Linked DNA regions of Homo sapiens: region 1 is linked to region 2. Evidence: read pairs that join two places in POLR2A ChIA-PET (ENCODE). Cell type or tissue: GM12878. All regions are shown on one strand. Each heading gives the region's core, and the rest is flanking DNA. Links, peaks and the distances in the headings are about the cores only.

Evidence for each region. ChIA-PET counts read pairs that join two places held together with the same protein. Peaks named below come from ENCODE experiments on the same cell type or tissue, not always from the same donor. Only the 100,000 strongest peaks of a DNase experiment are listed, where the experiment ranks them.
Region 1: POLR2A ChIA-PET joins it to region 2 with 6 read pairs; 1 of 35 experiments calls an interaction of 5 or more read pairs at or near these places.

Annotation. Positions count from the first base shown.
Region 1 is chr10:96,244,004-96,251,115 of GRCh38, reverse strand. BLNK (B cell linker) reads left to right here. Exons shown (of 17, transcript NM_013314.4): 2 at 4,067-4,132. Among named protein-coding and RNA genes, the nearest start is that of BLNK, 24 kb to the left of the region's middle. In GM12878, for the core only: no CTCF peak of the experiment used is centred there; no DNase peak of the experiment used is centred there; H3K27ac peaks cover 375 bases.
Region 2 is chr10:95,784,857-95,793,137 of GRCh38, reverse strand. All of the region lies in intron 1 of ENTPD1 (ectonucleoside triphosphate diphosphohydrolase 1), which reads right to left. ENTPD1-AS1 (ENTPD1 antisense RNA 1) reads left to right here. Exons shown (of 6, transcript NR_038444.1): 5 at 7,893-8,112. Among named protein-coding and RNA genes, the nearest start is that of ENTPD1, 33 kb to the right of the region's middle. RefSeq lists an enhancer at 1,158-1,457 and a silencer at 7,599-7,678. In GM12878, for the core only: no CTCF peak of the experiment used is centred there; a DNase peak (open chromatin) is centred at 1,949; H3K4me3 peaks cover 202 bases; H3K27ac peaks cover 3,730 bases.

The sequences.
Region 1 (7,112 bases), core at 2,273-6,272, 460 kb before region 2:
AAAGTGTAATTTATCTAGGGTGACTATAGTTAACTATAATTTATTGTATATTTCAAAATAGCTAGACGAAAAGATTTGGAATGTGTTCAGCACAAAGAAATGATAAATGTTTGAGGTGAGGTGATGGGTTTCCCAATTACCCTTATTTGATCATTACACATTGTTTGCATGTATCAAAATATCACATGCATCCATAAATATCTACTGCTATTATGCATCAACTTTAAAAAGTATAGTTTATGCAACACTTCAGTAACTTACTGTAATTATATAGTTACATAGTATAATTGTTATTGTTATAATAATACACAATAAAAAGTAATTAGGAAATGCCAAGAAGCACCAAATGCCAAATTGAGCAAATGACAAAATTGCATCCAATTCTTTTGCAACATTTTGCATCTGTTTATTTACATCCACAGCAAAATCACTTATGCAAATTGGCCCCTGGTTCCCTATTACTCTGCCTGTGTCCCATTTTTGACACATTTCTGATAGGATTCTTCACTGCTGCCTCATTTTGCTCCTCAACCTGGTTAAGCATTAACTTAGCCTAAAGATACTCCATTCAGTTACAGTCAGCTTACAACGAGCTGCCCTCTGCCCTCCATATGAAATTATTGAATTTCCTTGCAATCAATCCACTTCAACCTCTCTCTCTCTCTCTCTTTCTCTCTTCCTCTCTCTCTCTCTCTCTCTCCCCCTCTCTCTCTGTCTGTCTCTCAATCTCTCTCCCCACTGCCAGACCCCTTATTTTCATTTTCTTCTTTCCTCTATCTCGAAGATTCTCTATAGTTCCTCAGGAAAAGGAGAAAAGGGTTTGGCATAGAGTATATGTGAACAAATTCTAGAAAACTGTAGAGTTCTGAGGCAACTCAAGGGCCCATCTGAGGGACCCTCTGTGTGTCTCTCAACCATCCTTTTCTCTTTGCTACTGAGCCCATAATATGTGCCTGGCTCTTTCCTGAGCTCTTACACTTGTATCATCAGTGTGCCCGGCCTCCCTAGCTAGGGAGTATAAAATATGGTCTCATTTCCTTTGTTACCCAAATTACAATGACTTGGCACCAGACCCCTGACACATACATTTGAACGTGGGTCCCTCAGTGGGTACCTCACTTACGTAGATAATTCTCCAAAATGCAGCCATACGGCTGTCCCAAAAGAAGTTTCTCCTATCCTTCTACTTCACACTCCAGCCTGTCCTCCCTCCACCCTTCCATGCCAGTGGAACACTCTCTTCCCCAAGGCCCAGCTGAGGCCGGGCTGCAGCTACTACAAGATCTTACTGAAGATTCAGGGACAGCAGAGAGGGATTATGTGGTTGAAAATAGCTAGCGATGGCTCTGGCTATGGCTTTTCTCAGAGCAGAGGCCCAGACCCAGCCTCAGATTCAGGGCTACCACCCCCTGCCATCGCCCAAACCCCCACCACTGAAAATCCCTCAGGTTTGTCTGCGCTCTTCAGCACTCTAGCGCCTAACAGCCATTAGCCCTAGAAGGAGAGAGATCTCCCCAAAATCTGCAGCCTAAGTTCCCATTTTACGTTTGAGCAATCTCCCTTTTCCCAATTCCCTATCCTGTAAATTTCACTCCACTCCCTAAGGGCTAGAGGGCCTGCCCTCAATAGAGCAGACCCAGCAGAGCACCAGCATGGCTGCATTGTTTAGCTTTAAATTAACACTTGGTAGAGGACACCCACAGGCCTGCCCAGGCAGAGTTCTTCTGAGAAGCTGTCCTCTTACCCTCTAAACTGCTCCACTGCTGCACCAAAAAGTAACCCTTCCACCGCACGGGCATTCTAAATTCACAAAGGGCCAAGGAGTATTTCTCCCAGATGTCCTCAACCAACAGTTTCCTAGACCTATGCTAAACTATTTCTATTACCTAACCCAAGGCCTAGCTCCCAGAGTCAGAGAAATCTGCTTTCAGGATTGTGGGGAAATCACCATTTCCTACAAGAACAATAGCTGTGTACAGTTCATTATCTAAAGGGTCCAGTCAAATAGTTTTCTCAGAACAAAGGAAGCATTTACCTGAAAGGTGAATTAAAACGTCCTACTCTTTCAGGGAAGAACCACGTGAAATTTTATTATACATTTTTTAAGTCAGAAAATTATTATGAGGAAAACATAACATGGCCCTATCCTCCCATTATAATATTTTTCTCCATATTTGTGTATAACACAGATAATACAAATGATATCTACACATGCTATAAAAATTCAAATATTTTAAAACATCATAAAGTAATAATCCCCTTTTTAGAAAGTAGAAGTTTCAGGCAACAATATAGATGTATATTCCTCTTTTTTTTAGGGGTCTGTGGCATTCCATTGCATGGATCTATCATAATTTATTTAACTAGTTCCCTTTTAATGATTAATGAGCATTGGGTTGTTTTCAGAGTTATGGTTGTGGGGAGGGCAGAAGAAGCAGGGAGAAGATTAGAGAGTTCTTACACATCACGCTGCAATAAACATGCTTATATGTATATACTGATATCATTTTGTGACCATTTTCATAAGACAAATTCTTAGCAGTCCAATTGCTGGGTCAAAAGTCATGGACGTTTTAAATCTTGACAGATTTGATTGTAACAATTTACTTTCTCAACACTGGATATTATCACACTTGTTATGTTTTGCCAGTCTGATAGGCGAAAAGACATCTCACTGTTGTTTAGATTTAGATTTGTTTAAATATAAGTGATGTTCAATATCTTTTCATTGGTCTATTGACCACTTGTATTTGTTTTCTGTTAGCTGTGTGTTCATATCTTTTGCTCATTTTTCTATTGAACTATTTCTCTTTTTCTTACTGAGTTGTAAGATTTCTTTGTAAATCGAGAAAGGCTGGTGCAAAAATAATCGTAGTTTTTGCCATTACTTCCAGTGGCAAAAACCGTGATTACTTTTGCAGCAAACTAATATGTAGTTCTTATTATTATTACTATATGTTGCAAATATTTCTTTCAGCATGTCATTTATCTTTTGATTTTGTACATATTCTTACCAGTGGAGGGTCTTGATACATATTGTTACCAGTGGAGGGTCTTGACTATGAGTCTTCCAGGTTCTTGGCCTTTTGAACACAGAATTGGACAAAATGCACAAAGTAACAGAAGAATGAAACAATGAAAGCATAGATTTACTGAAATGAAAGTACACTCCACAGAGTAGGAATGGGCTTGACCAAGTGGCTCAAGAGCACTGGTTACAGAATTTTCCTTCTAGGGGTTTCCCATTGGTTACTTGGTTACATCCTATGTAAATGAAGGAGTGGCCCACGACCAGTCTGATTGGTTGCAGAAGGTGATCAATCAGACGCTGAAGTTAAGGTACAAAGTTACACAGGAAGACTTGGCCTGGGACCAGTCTGATTGGTTACAGGAGGGGATCAATCAGAGGCACTTTCCATTTCTCATCTATAACGCAGTGCAAAGGTAGTAGCCTCTGATCCTTTTGTTACTTGTGCATGGAGAGGTGGGGTTTTCCATTTGATTCAGTTCTAGGAAGTCAGTGCAAATTGGCCTTAGGTTCCCTGACTCCAGACCCTATTCTCCTGCCTCAATATTACTTTTTGTTCTACAGAAGTTTCAAATATCAGCCAGATTTAATAGTCATTTTCTTTATGACTCCTAGGTAGGAGTAACTTTTAAATGGAAGTTTTAATAGATGCTACCTACTACCATTTAATAAAAAAGAACCTTGGGCCTGATTGAAGCCTCTGCTATGTCCACAGAGTAGCATCTATCTTCGTAACGTAGATGCTCTAAGACAATGAGCAAGGAATCAGAATATCTTTCTTCACAGCCTGAGACTGGTCCAGACATCCCAACGGAAGGGGACACAGCCCAGTGACCATATTCCTTATAGAATCAGTCATGCTTCTCCTTCGCTAAAGTAGCAGATGGTCAATTTAATTAAATACAATATAATTCATCCTATTTGGAGGTTGTTTTGGTAGAGTTTTTTCCCCTTTTTTGTATTCGAGAAGAGTAGGAGACTTTTTTTAAAAAGTCAGACTGGTTATTAATATCTTATGTTTAATTTTGTTTTTTACAGGCAGCTTCAAAAGATGGTCCATGATATTAAAAACAATGAAGGTGGAATAATGAATAAAATCAAAAAGTAAGTTCGCCTCTATTTAAATACTTAATTATATAAAATAAGTCAACATGTGCTACATGGAAGAAAACAAATTTCTCTGTTACCTGGATGAGAAGTTTCTACCTCTTTAGCACGTAACCCTTCTTTACTATTGGCTGGAATCCATGGTGGCCAGGTCTACATTCTGGAACAGGACAAGTGAGTGCAGTTGTACTCAGTGGACTTTGATTTTCCTTCTCACTGCAGGGAAGGTGAGCTATGCCCATTCAAGGTGCCTAACAAATGTCAAAGCAGGAAAATCATTTCTATAACCATTTAGCTAAGGGCTATGAAAACATGTATGGAGAAATCCAAATGAAAAGTTACAAAACACAGCCCTAGCTTCTTCAAGATGCCATGTGAGTTTTCCTTTTTTTGGGGTTTTGTTTTTGATTTTGTTTTTTTGTTTTTTTGAGATGGAGTTTCGCTCTTGTTGCCCAGGCTGGAGTGCAATGGCACAATATCAGCTCACCGCAACCTCTGCCTCCTGGGTTCAAGCGATTCTCCTGCCTCGGCCCAGCGAATAGCTGGGATTACAGGCACGTGCCAGCATACCTGGCTAATTTTGTATTTTTAGTAGAGACAGGGTTTCTTCATGTTGGTCAGGCTGGTCTTGAACTCCTGACCTCAGGTGATCCGCCCGCCTCAGCCTCCCAAAGTGCTGGGATTACAGACAAGAGCCACTGCGCTCAGCCAGTTTTCCATATTTTGATTTCTGCTTTTCGAATTATTACCTGAAAATGAACTTTTCAATTGGCACTTGGAGAGGGAAAGCCTAGCATCTCAAAACTCCTTGTACATCAAAAACTCTTAAGCTTTTTTTTTTAAAGAGAATAAAAATTGTACATATCTGCATTTGCCACTCAAAATCTAAGGTAGACGTACCTTAGTAGGTCTTATATACCTTAGTAGGTAAGTCTCTTTCAAGAGAAAATGGGAAATGGTATTCTGTTAAGTCTTTAAATTTTTTAAATAAAACTAATACAGATTCACCAGGGAAAAAAAATCAAAGAGGCCAGAATTGTATGATGTCAAAATCTCCCATTTCCTTATATCTCCATCTTAACCCACTCCCCAGAAAGGGACATTGTCATGGTAAGTTCAATGTGTGTATATATATGTATGTATGTGTGTATAAGTATGTATATATGTATGTATGTGTGTGCTTAAACACATACATACATACACTGACATTGTACATACTATACACATACATTTTCGTCATAAATGGTATCATAGTGCATGCGCCATTCTACCAACTTGCTTTGTTGGTTTTACTTAAGCTATTTCATGGACATCTTTATTTGTTAGTAAGTAAAAATTAACCATATTCTTTTCTGAACAGATGATTTAATAGTCTACCTTAAATATATTATAATTCAATTAACTAGCTATATATTGGTGGCCATCTTTAAGGGGGGATTTGAATTTAAACCGGTACAACATTTTTGGATAGCAATTTGATAATAGCAATCAAAATTCTCTGGTTGTTTCTTCCAATTTAAATGTCATGAATAATACTTTAATAAATGTTCATTGCAGACCTTGAATATACCAGTAGGCTAAATTCCTAAAATGAAATTTCCAAATGGAAGAAGTTGTGCCCTTAAAGTTTTAATTGCTATTACCAAATTTTTCTCCCCAAATTTTGGACCAAAAAATAGTTTATAGAAGTTCATTTCTCTATGCATTCAAAAGAGCATCCTTATTCGTTTTAATCTATGCTAAAATTAAAAATAAGAAATCACTTTTGGTGGTATTTCCAGACTATGAAATGTAAATGAGTCTCTATGCATAAGTGATCATCATCAAACATAAATGGCCTTCTGCTTGTGAGGTGGTGGTCATCTTACAGAGGAGGAGAATTTGGCTTCATGTTCTGTCTGATGAGTGGGAGAGGTGTGTGATGATTTTTGCTTATTATTTCTGCTACAGATAGAATCTCATTCTTTATGAGACAGTCCTTGTTACAATCACTAGCAATTCTAATTGCCAGTTTTACAGTTCACCAGTTCTCAATAACATGAAGCCTCTGCATAAAATGTTTCTCTATTCCATGGCCCCCAGTTGCCAGTTTTACAATACACCAGTTCTCAATAACATGAAGCCTCTGCATAAAATGTCTCTCTATTCCATAGCCAGTCATATTTACAGCAGCTGTGGAGCTCAAGTTTTTTATAACAGCCTCTGTTTCATACATTCTGCCCATTGGATGACCAAAGCACTTTTACATGACAAACCATGTTTCTTCTCAGCCTGGAAATTATGGCCACCATAGTCATTACCCCGGGTGACGTCAGGGGCCCTTTAGCTCAAAGTGACTTGCAGTTACACTTTTACTTGAAGCCAGGCCACAGGTGCTACCCTGAACGGAGGAAGCACGCTTGAACACGCTGGTTCCCTAACACAAGACTGTGACAGAGTTTTCACTGGTCTATGGCCGCATGAGAAAATAAGGAGCATGAAGTGTTGGGGGTTGTGCACAGCAGCCAGCTACAGAGCAAAGTTCAACTACGCCTTTTATTCCTAGTGTTGAGTGGCCAACAGTCCTTTAGTGAGTTTTTCCTTTATTCTGAGATTATTTGGGGGTAGTAAAATACCCTTCCTTTTCTTTTATGAAATGATAGTAATAATGGATAACAGGTGGTTTGTGCTTTTGGAAATTTTACTATTCCTTGAACCAACCTGGGCACCAGACCCAGTTTTGTTTTTGTTTTTCTTCCTTGCAACACCTTGGATGATCTCTGTCTCTATACCTCATCATGGGACTAATGATAGTATCTTCCCAGCCCACCCTGCTGGCTTGTGAGGAGAATTGAATGAAATAATAGATATTGAGAGCCTATGAGAAAAAGAAAACCAGAATTTCTATGTAAATATACATATTGTTATTTTTGCAAATTACAATTTTGGTTTGTAAATTGTTTTTGTGTGCATTTTTTAATCAAACACAAATTTCTAT
Region 2 (8,281 bases), core at 1,893-5,892:
GGGGAACTGAAATAGCAGTGAGGAAATTGCTAAGAAGCTATTCAAAGAAACAAGCTTCAAAATCACTTCAGGAGGTTTCAGCTGGTGTTGGGAGGAAGCAATGACGTAAGGAATCCCAAGGCACCCCAAAGAAAGCATAGTAAGCCCAAGACCAGCACCCTGGCAAGATGCTGGACACACAAGTATGGTACTATGAGTGGAATACGTGGCCAGAGTGAACATGACATTTCAGCTTTTGCAGTTACGCACACCAAAGCCATGAATTCAGATGAATGCAGAGCACATCTTTACTCTGCAGGAAGAGTGACTAGGATAACAAATGCTTTCCCGTGCTGCCTTCATTTATGGGTGTTCAACAAAAATTATAGGAGGCCACTGTTTTGGACTAAACCCCTGCACTAGGCCCCAACAGACCAGCCTAAAAACCAAAATAGAGTCCCTTATCTAAGGTTCTGCTTCTCCAAACCTTGAGTTTGTTATCTGGTCTTCCATGAAATCAGGAGAGAGAGGCAACAGCCTAATTTCCCAACAGGCCAGTTTCAGTCTTCAACTGGCAATCATGCAGTTCCCTCTGTTTTAATTCTTACAACAGAGTAACCCGATGTTAACCAATCAGTTATCTTTCCATCTTTCTATCTCCCTATGCCCACAATGAAAGTAACTTTGAAATGTCCAATCTACTTTTTGTTCTTTGTTTCTGCTTTCTTCAGCCCTTTCTCTGTCTAGAAAGCCTGCTGCCTCTGGTCAACTCATTGGAACACTTACTCTGTTTTATGGAATGAAGTGTTGCCTAATTCTAAAATTGCAATAAAGCCTATTGAGATCTTTAAACTAAATTTGTTGTAATTTTGTCTTTTGACAGGGTCTTATGGGGCACTCGGGTGACCAACCATCCCAGTTTGCCTGGGATTGTCCTGGTTTTAACACTGAAAGTGCTGTATCCCAAGAAACCTCTCAGTCCCAGGCAAAGCAGGGTGGGTTGTCTGATGGACACTCCCATCTTCTTCAGCCACGCTCTCTTCTCCTAATACCATTCCCACTCTCACTTCTTTTGATGTTTTTTTTTAACTATGCAAGGCACCCTCTCCTCTAAGCTTCTCTGTCTCCTGGTAAACTCTGGCACTTTTAGTCTCTCTTAAGCAATTCTCTTTACTCCCCTGAGTTCAGTTTTGTGCCTGACTTCACTGTCATCTTCAGGTTTTCCACCATGCTGACTTCTAAAATACCCCCCATGAACATGATTTCTCTTTTTCAAACCAAAAAAAAATCTCAAAGTTGAAAGGATCCTTAGAGTTCACACACTCCAGAGTTCCCTGGGGACTTTCTGTAGTCTCACCTGGGACAATTACATCAGAATTTCTAGCATGGGGCCCAGGCACTGTTCACTTTTAACACCTCTACCCCCAGCCGGGTGATTCTAATGTACAGCCAAAGTTCTCCCTTGTGAACCTCTAACTTAGTCCAACTCCTTCCAAGTGGTAATCCTGTTTAAAAGATGGGTATTTACCCTCTGCAGTAAAATTCTCCACTGATGGGACAGAAGTGCATATCCAGGTAGTCTAAGCCATTGCCAGACATGTCTAACTGTTAGCAATCTATCTTGACCTAAGTTCTGTTTCATTCTAACTTCCACTCTCTGATCCCAGCTCGAAGCTACAAAGCAAATTAGAATTTGTTTACTTCATTAAAAATTTGTTTTTCAAGTCCTCATGGGTTGCCAGTATATAAACCCCATCCTCAAGTCCCCTATTCTCCAGGCTAAATAGCTCCAGTTCCATTTACCATTCTTTACATATCACGATTTTCAGATTTTATGTCACCCTAATTACCCTCCACTAGATGCCCTTCAGTTTGTAATGTCCTTCTCAAAATACATTGCTCTGAACTGAATATAGCAGATACAGTGAAGTTATTATAGCCCTTCACCTGGAAACTAAACATTAACACTGTTTAAATATGACTCATCATTTTAGATACTCATACTGAGGGCTACGGGTCTAGTAAAACCTACAGATCTTCCCATGAACTACCTCCAAGTCAGGAATCTCACCTTGTGTGTATCAATTAAATGTCAACCTATGGTTTCAGCTCATTTTTCCAGCCTGATGATACTTGATCCTTTTATGTAATACATTGCAGTCTCACTAAAAGCTACGTATTGTTAGCAAATCTGCTAAGCATGCTTTCTAAATTTTTGGCCATATCATTGATAAATCGTGCCACATAAGACAACAACAAGGACAGAATCTTGTAGTATATTTCCCTACCACCTTTCTTCAAGGTAGATTTCAAACTATTTATCAACATGATTTGGCCATGGTTTATGTTAGTACCAATCCTTTTAGTTCATTCTTATCCAATCTCTATTTCTCCAACTCATCTTTGGGCATATCATGAAAGACTCTGCTATACATTTTTTTCATACTGAAGTACTTACAAGTAAAATGATATAATATTTGAGATTTGCTTAAAATATTCCAAAAACAGCAAAAAGGTATGGTTGGGAGGAAAGTGATAGATGAAACAAAAAAAACTCAGAATATTGATAGTTTGTAATGATGGGTAATAAGTATACAGTGGTTTATTATATTACTCTCTTCATCTTGTATTTGTTTGAAATTTTCTACAACTAAAAAACATTTTAAACTCTTGATGAAATAAACTTCAGTTAGCCCTTGAACAACATGGAAGTTGGGGGTACTGACCTCCACGGAGTTGAAAATCTGCATGTAACTTTTGACTCCCCAAAAACTTAACTAATAGTCTGTTGACCAATAACACACATAGTCAATTTACACATATTTTCTATTTTACATGTATTATATGGTGTATTCTTACAATAAAGTAAGCTACATAAAAGAAAATGTTATTAAGAAAATCAAAAAGAAGTGAAAATACATTTATAACCCTGTACTGTATTTATCGATATGGTAAGTTTGCAAGATCCCCATCTATGAGATGAATCATCTATCTGAAGTGGTGGGCAACCACCGCTGCAGACATCAACCTACAGTTCATATGAAGCAATTCAACTTTTTCTTGTAATGTCATGAGTCATGACTTTTCTCTGCTTCTTGAGAGCACTTCCAATATCACTCGTGGTACTTTGAATGGGTCCCATGTTGTTATTCAAAGTTTACAGTGTTGTACTAAACACAATGAAAAATACTCAAAATACTTGAGAACCATTAGAGATCACTTTTTACTGCAATATGCAATTTATGGCATTCTAGGCAGATACATGCAACACCTGAGCTCACTGTAATAGCAAGAGGAGGTGGCTACAAAATTATTACAGTAGTATAGTATGTAATGCAGTTAATTTTATGCAGTTATGACTTAATACTGCATCTTTATATTTGTTTAAATTTCTATCAACTGTAAGTGGTGTCATGCATGGTCTGTAATTGTGTAAGCTTTGATAAATGTTAACTTTTTATAATAGATTTGTGTATATTTCATGGTAGTAATGATAGATTAATATCTACATATATTTTATGCATTCATGACATACCTTTTACCTAATTTTTTTCAGTATTTCTAGGCTATATGGTTCATCTTTGAGTTTTTCCAATTGTTGCAAAGTGGACCCATATAATTCAAACCTGTGTTGTGCAAGGGTCAAATGTACACTGTTTCTATGAATTTGAGAGACTGCCAAAATTTTTTAACCCTAGAGCCCTTCTAAATATTTTACAAATAAGAGTAATTTGATATAAGTTGATTCAATAAATGCATGCCAGTTTCAAGTGACTGGAGCTTTCTTTTTTAGGTGTTAACAAATCTTCCATATTTAAGACTTTGCCACGTATCAACTCATACTGAGTTTCCTGGATCCATTCTCTTTCATCTTTTACTATTTAGATTACCAATTCCAATAATTTAAAGAGCATATCTCTCTAAAATTCTTTAAACTCATTTAGAAAAGTCAAGGGCTCTCAATAAATTCTCATCCATTTCAATTACTTCTTAATTGTGTATGTTTTACTTTGTACTGATTGAACTCCATTTTTCTAGATGGAAGCAAAATAGAAGTTCAGAGGTTCCAATTCCTTTGCATCATCCATGATCACTATGCATTCCTCTTCCTGTTCATGTTCTTCCACTGAACTGTAACCAAAATAACTTTTGTTATCTTTAGCATTTTTTCCTCCATGCCTCATCGCCAACAGATATTTAGTCCAAGTGATGCTACTTTTAAAAGAATTCTCCTAGCTTCTAACCATTCTTCTCAATTACTTGCATCCATTTCTCTATTGTACAAATCCTCGGGGGAAAACTGTTTATTTTATAAAAGCCATAGTTACCATAGAGATTTTTAGAAAATAGAGAAAATAATATATAAGAAAATTAAACTCACCCATACTTTCTCGCCTCCTCGTAAAGTTCCTCAGATCAAATAAGTGTTTTAACTGCTTTTCGCTTTTCTCATCCATTATGATTATTTATTATTGTATAATCAGGTTTCTCATTTAGTTATTTCTTTTTTAGACTCGCTTTTTTCTTTTTTTTCTTTTTTTTTGGACAGAGTCTCACTTTGTCGCCCAGGCTGCAGTGCAGTGGTGCAATCTCAGCTCACTGCAACCTCCACCTCCCATGTTCAAGTGATTCTCCTGCCTCAGCCTCCAACGTATCTGGGATTACAGGCACCCACCACCACGCCCAGCTAATGTTTGTATTTTTAGTAGAGATGGGGTTTCACCATGTTGGCCAGGCTGGTCTCGAACTCCTGACCTCAAATGATTCCCCAACTCAGCCTCCCAAAGTGCTGGGATTACAGGCGTGAGCCACTATGCCTGGCCTAGACTCATCTTTTAAAGCCATATTCTTTTTAGTAAATTTGATCATGAGAATTCGTCTACCATTTTTTCTGGTTTTGTTTTAAAATTTTATTTATGCATGTATTTATTTTTAAATCTGCCTTCTTAAAAAATTGAGGCCATGTGTCTGGTTGCCTTACAGTTCCCTCTTTTAGGACTATTAATGCCTAGATGAACTAGTCAGTCATTTCTCCTACCTTCTCAATCATATCTTTCTTTTGAATTAAAATTAAACCAAGGAAGACAGGCACTAATATCTTCCTCTAACTTGCAAAGGTATCTCCAAGGAAAAATCAAGAATTCTTCACATGTTCTACTTTTCGAAAAGTAGATATCCAATAAATATATAGGTAAAGTTACAGTGTTTCAGAATTTTCATAACTGAAAGGAATTTGGGGGTGGGGGTTGATGGAGGAAAGTGTTGCCATATCCACTGCAGCCTTCTTTATGACAAGCACTGTAGTAGGCACTTCACATACTTTTTTTTGTTAATACTCTCAAAGATTACATATGGTAAGAACTGTACTGTTTTAGTCCCATTTTGCAAATAAGAAAAATGCAAATAATATAGGTTAAGCAACTTCCCCAAGATGGAAGAATATCTTTAAACAATAATAATTTACATATCCAGTGTGCAAACTCCCCTCGAGATACTGCATCAACAGTCTACATTGCTTCTGTCCCAGCTCTGTCATTTGTAATAGAAATACTTCATCCAGAGCCTGCACTTAACTGGGGTGGTTTATCTTATATTCATACAACAATGTCTTTCTCATTTTCTCTCCTTTGTATTCTCTCACCCAAAGCCCTCTACAGAGCTGCCAGTCTCATACTTCTATATTTTCATACAGCCAAATACTATCTTTAACATCCCCTCTCCTTCCTAAAACACCTATATCTTTAAATAAAAAATAGACTTTGTTGCTCTGTACCAATTAGTAGGCCCATCCTTCCAAGCCCTCTTGTAATATGTGGAGCTTCATGTTTACACAGAGTAAAAGAAGCATGTCTATTTTAACAGATTAAACTTTGGTTTGAAAATGATCAAAATAAAGCTTGGAATACTACGCTGATCAAATTTCCCTAAAAGTTGTATCAATAAATCATATTCCCCCTTTTTTCTCCCTCAACTCTTTTCCTGGAAATTAATATATCTTATTATGCTTTATTGGAAGATGCAAAGACCATGGCCCAGCACCTTTCTATGCATCATTCTAATGTTGGTAGCTCATTACCTAAATTGAAAACAAAACCAAAGAGCAAAACAAAACCTCGAGGTTACTAGCTCTGGGATCTTGAGTAAGTCACCTTTTCTACCTTGTTTCCTCAGCTGTAAAATGAGGATTAATGGTAATACCTACTTGACAGAGTTAAGAGGATTAAAGTAAATTGAATAATGTATAAGAAACTGCCATATGAACCATAAATTCAATGATTATAATGATGATTGTGATGGTTTGCAAGGCCACAACTCCATTTGTAATCAACATACAAAATCAAATATCTAAATGTGCAACACTCAAGTAACCAGAGGCTTTTTATATTTATAAATGGTGTTGAAAATTTTAAGTTTCCCAGATTTCCAGGTTTCATCTTTTTCCCATGGCAGAAAAGTCTAGGTTGGATAAGGTGGTTTCTGTCATTTTAAGATATGCTGAAACTTTTTCTCACTAGATTTGGTGCTTTCTCTGCTGACAGTGGGCACAGGGAGCCAGAATCTAGGACTGCACTTGGCTTGGTGGGAACCAGTCCTGAGCTGCCTTCCTCCTTGGGGAACAACATTAGTCTCAGATTCTAACACCAGGGTTCGCTTTCTCAGGCAAAGGACGGTAGTGCAATACGGAAGCTAGGGATATGCATTCCTTCTCCCTCCCCTACTGAACCTGCGTCTCCTTCAACCTTGTCTTTCAGGCTCCTTTTCAGGGCAATATGGAAGTCTCTGTGCTCAAAGTACCCTCCATCCTCCATTGCTTATTGCTCCACTAATTTCCAATTTGGTGGAGTTAAAAAGAAATACCTCTGGTGGCCTTAAAGTCAAAGGAAGCTGTGTGGTCCTTCTCACCAAAACCTGGCTGTGGCAAAGCTGAACAGAATGAACAGAAGTTTTGAGTCATTATGGGAAGGGGAGGGGCAAACCATCCCTAGGGAGTTTGGAACAAAGTGCTTTAAGCAGCACCCAAGCACTGGGTAGCAGGGTGGGAGGACATAAGGGGTCAGGAGGTAGAAGTGAGGCTCAGATATGAGGCCCTCAGATAAACACCTCTCTTTCACCTGCATCCAGTTTTACCAAGTGCCCACTCTTGTCTCCTTCCTGCCTCCTTAGATAACAAGAGCAGCACCACTGGATGCTAGGCCAAGAAAAACGCTTGCCATCCTCACAATCATCCTCTTCCCCATTTGTTATGTTCTTACTGGGTAGCAGGCACTGTGCTAAGCACTTTATACTCATTGTTCATCAAATTATCACAACACCATAGATATCATTAGCCTATTTTGCACTTGAGAAAACTGGGGTCCAAAAGTTTGATAACATATTCGTGGTCACACAAATGGTAAGCACAGAGCTGGAATTTGAGGACAAGCCTGTCTGACTCCAGGGATTCTAAGCTCTTAATTATTAGGAGACATTGACACTCATTTAACTCTTCTCTTTTCTTTTATTTCCCCCACCTATCCACCTCCCAACTTCCTTCAGCCAAATGAGGCCAGTTTACATAGCCACCTTCTGAGAAAAGTTACCACAGATGGTTTCTGCTTCATAAGTTGCTGGGTTGGTTTTGTGGCCAACCTTGTGTCCTGAGACCTTATGATCTTGGCCACAACAGATTGTTCCAACAACTGCTGCTTAAGCCAAAGTCAACTATAGGCTGGACTTGCATTATCTCATTTAATCCTCATAACAAAGCTTTAAATTAAGTACTAATACCAACTGCATTTTACAAGCGGGAAAACTGACATTCAGATAAGTTAACTTACCTGCCTAAGGTGGGACAGCTAGTAAGAAGCAGAACTATGATTGGAAGGTAGGTTTATCTGAATGCTTGAACACTGTTCTACCTCCCATTTTTTCAGAGATCAATAGAGTTGGCCTGGAACAAGAGATGCCCTTGAATGCAAGTTGTAACAACTGAGAGAAATTGCCCAGACACTGCAACGGGAGTTGCCAACAAAGTAACAGAGTCAGAGAAGAGCTGAGTCTTGGGAATGAAAAAGTGATGAGGGGATGACTTCCACAGTGGGTATCCGGTCATTTGGGCTGCTGCTCTGCCCTCATCAAAGTGATTTCCACTCTGTGAGTCTCTGATATGCAGCTATAGAACCTGTTGCCTGTTTCCTAATTTATCCATGTGGGCCTGTCACCCTCATCACCTCAGGTAACAAAGTCCAGTCCTTATTACTTTGTGCCTCACACATACACTCCCTTAGGCCTAAACTCCCTGCAACGCCACTCCTGCCAAACC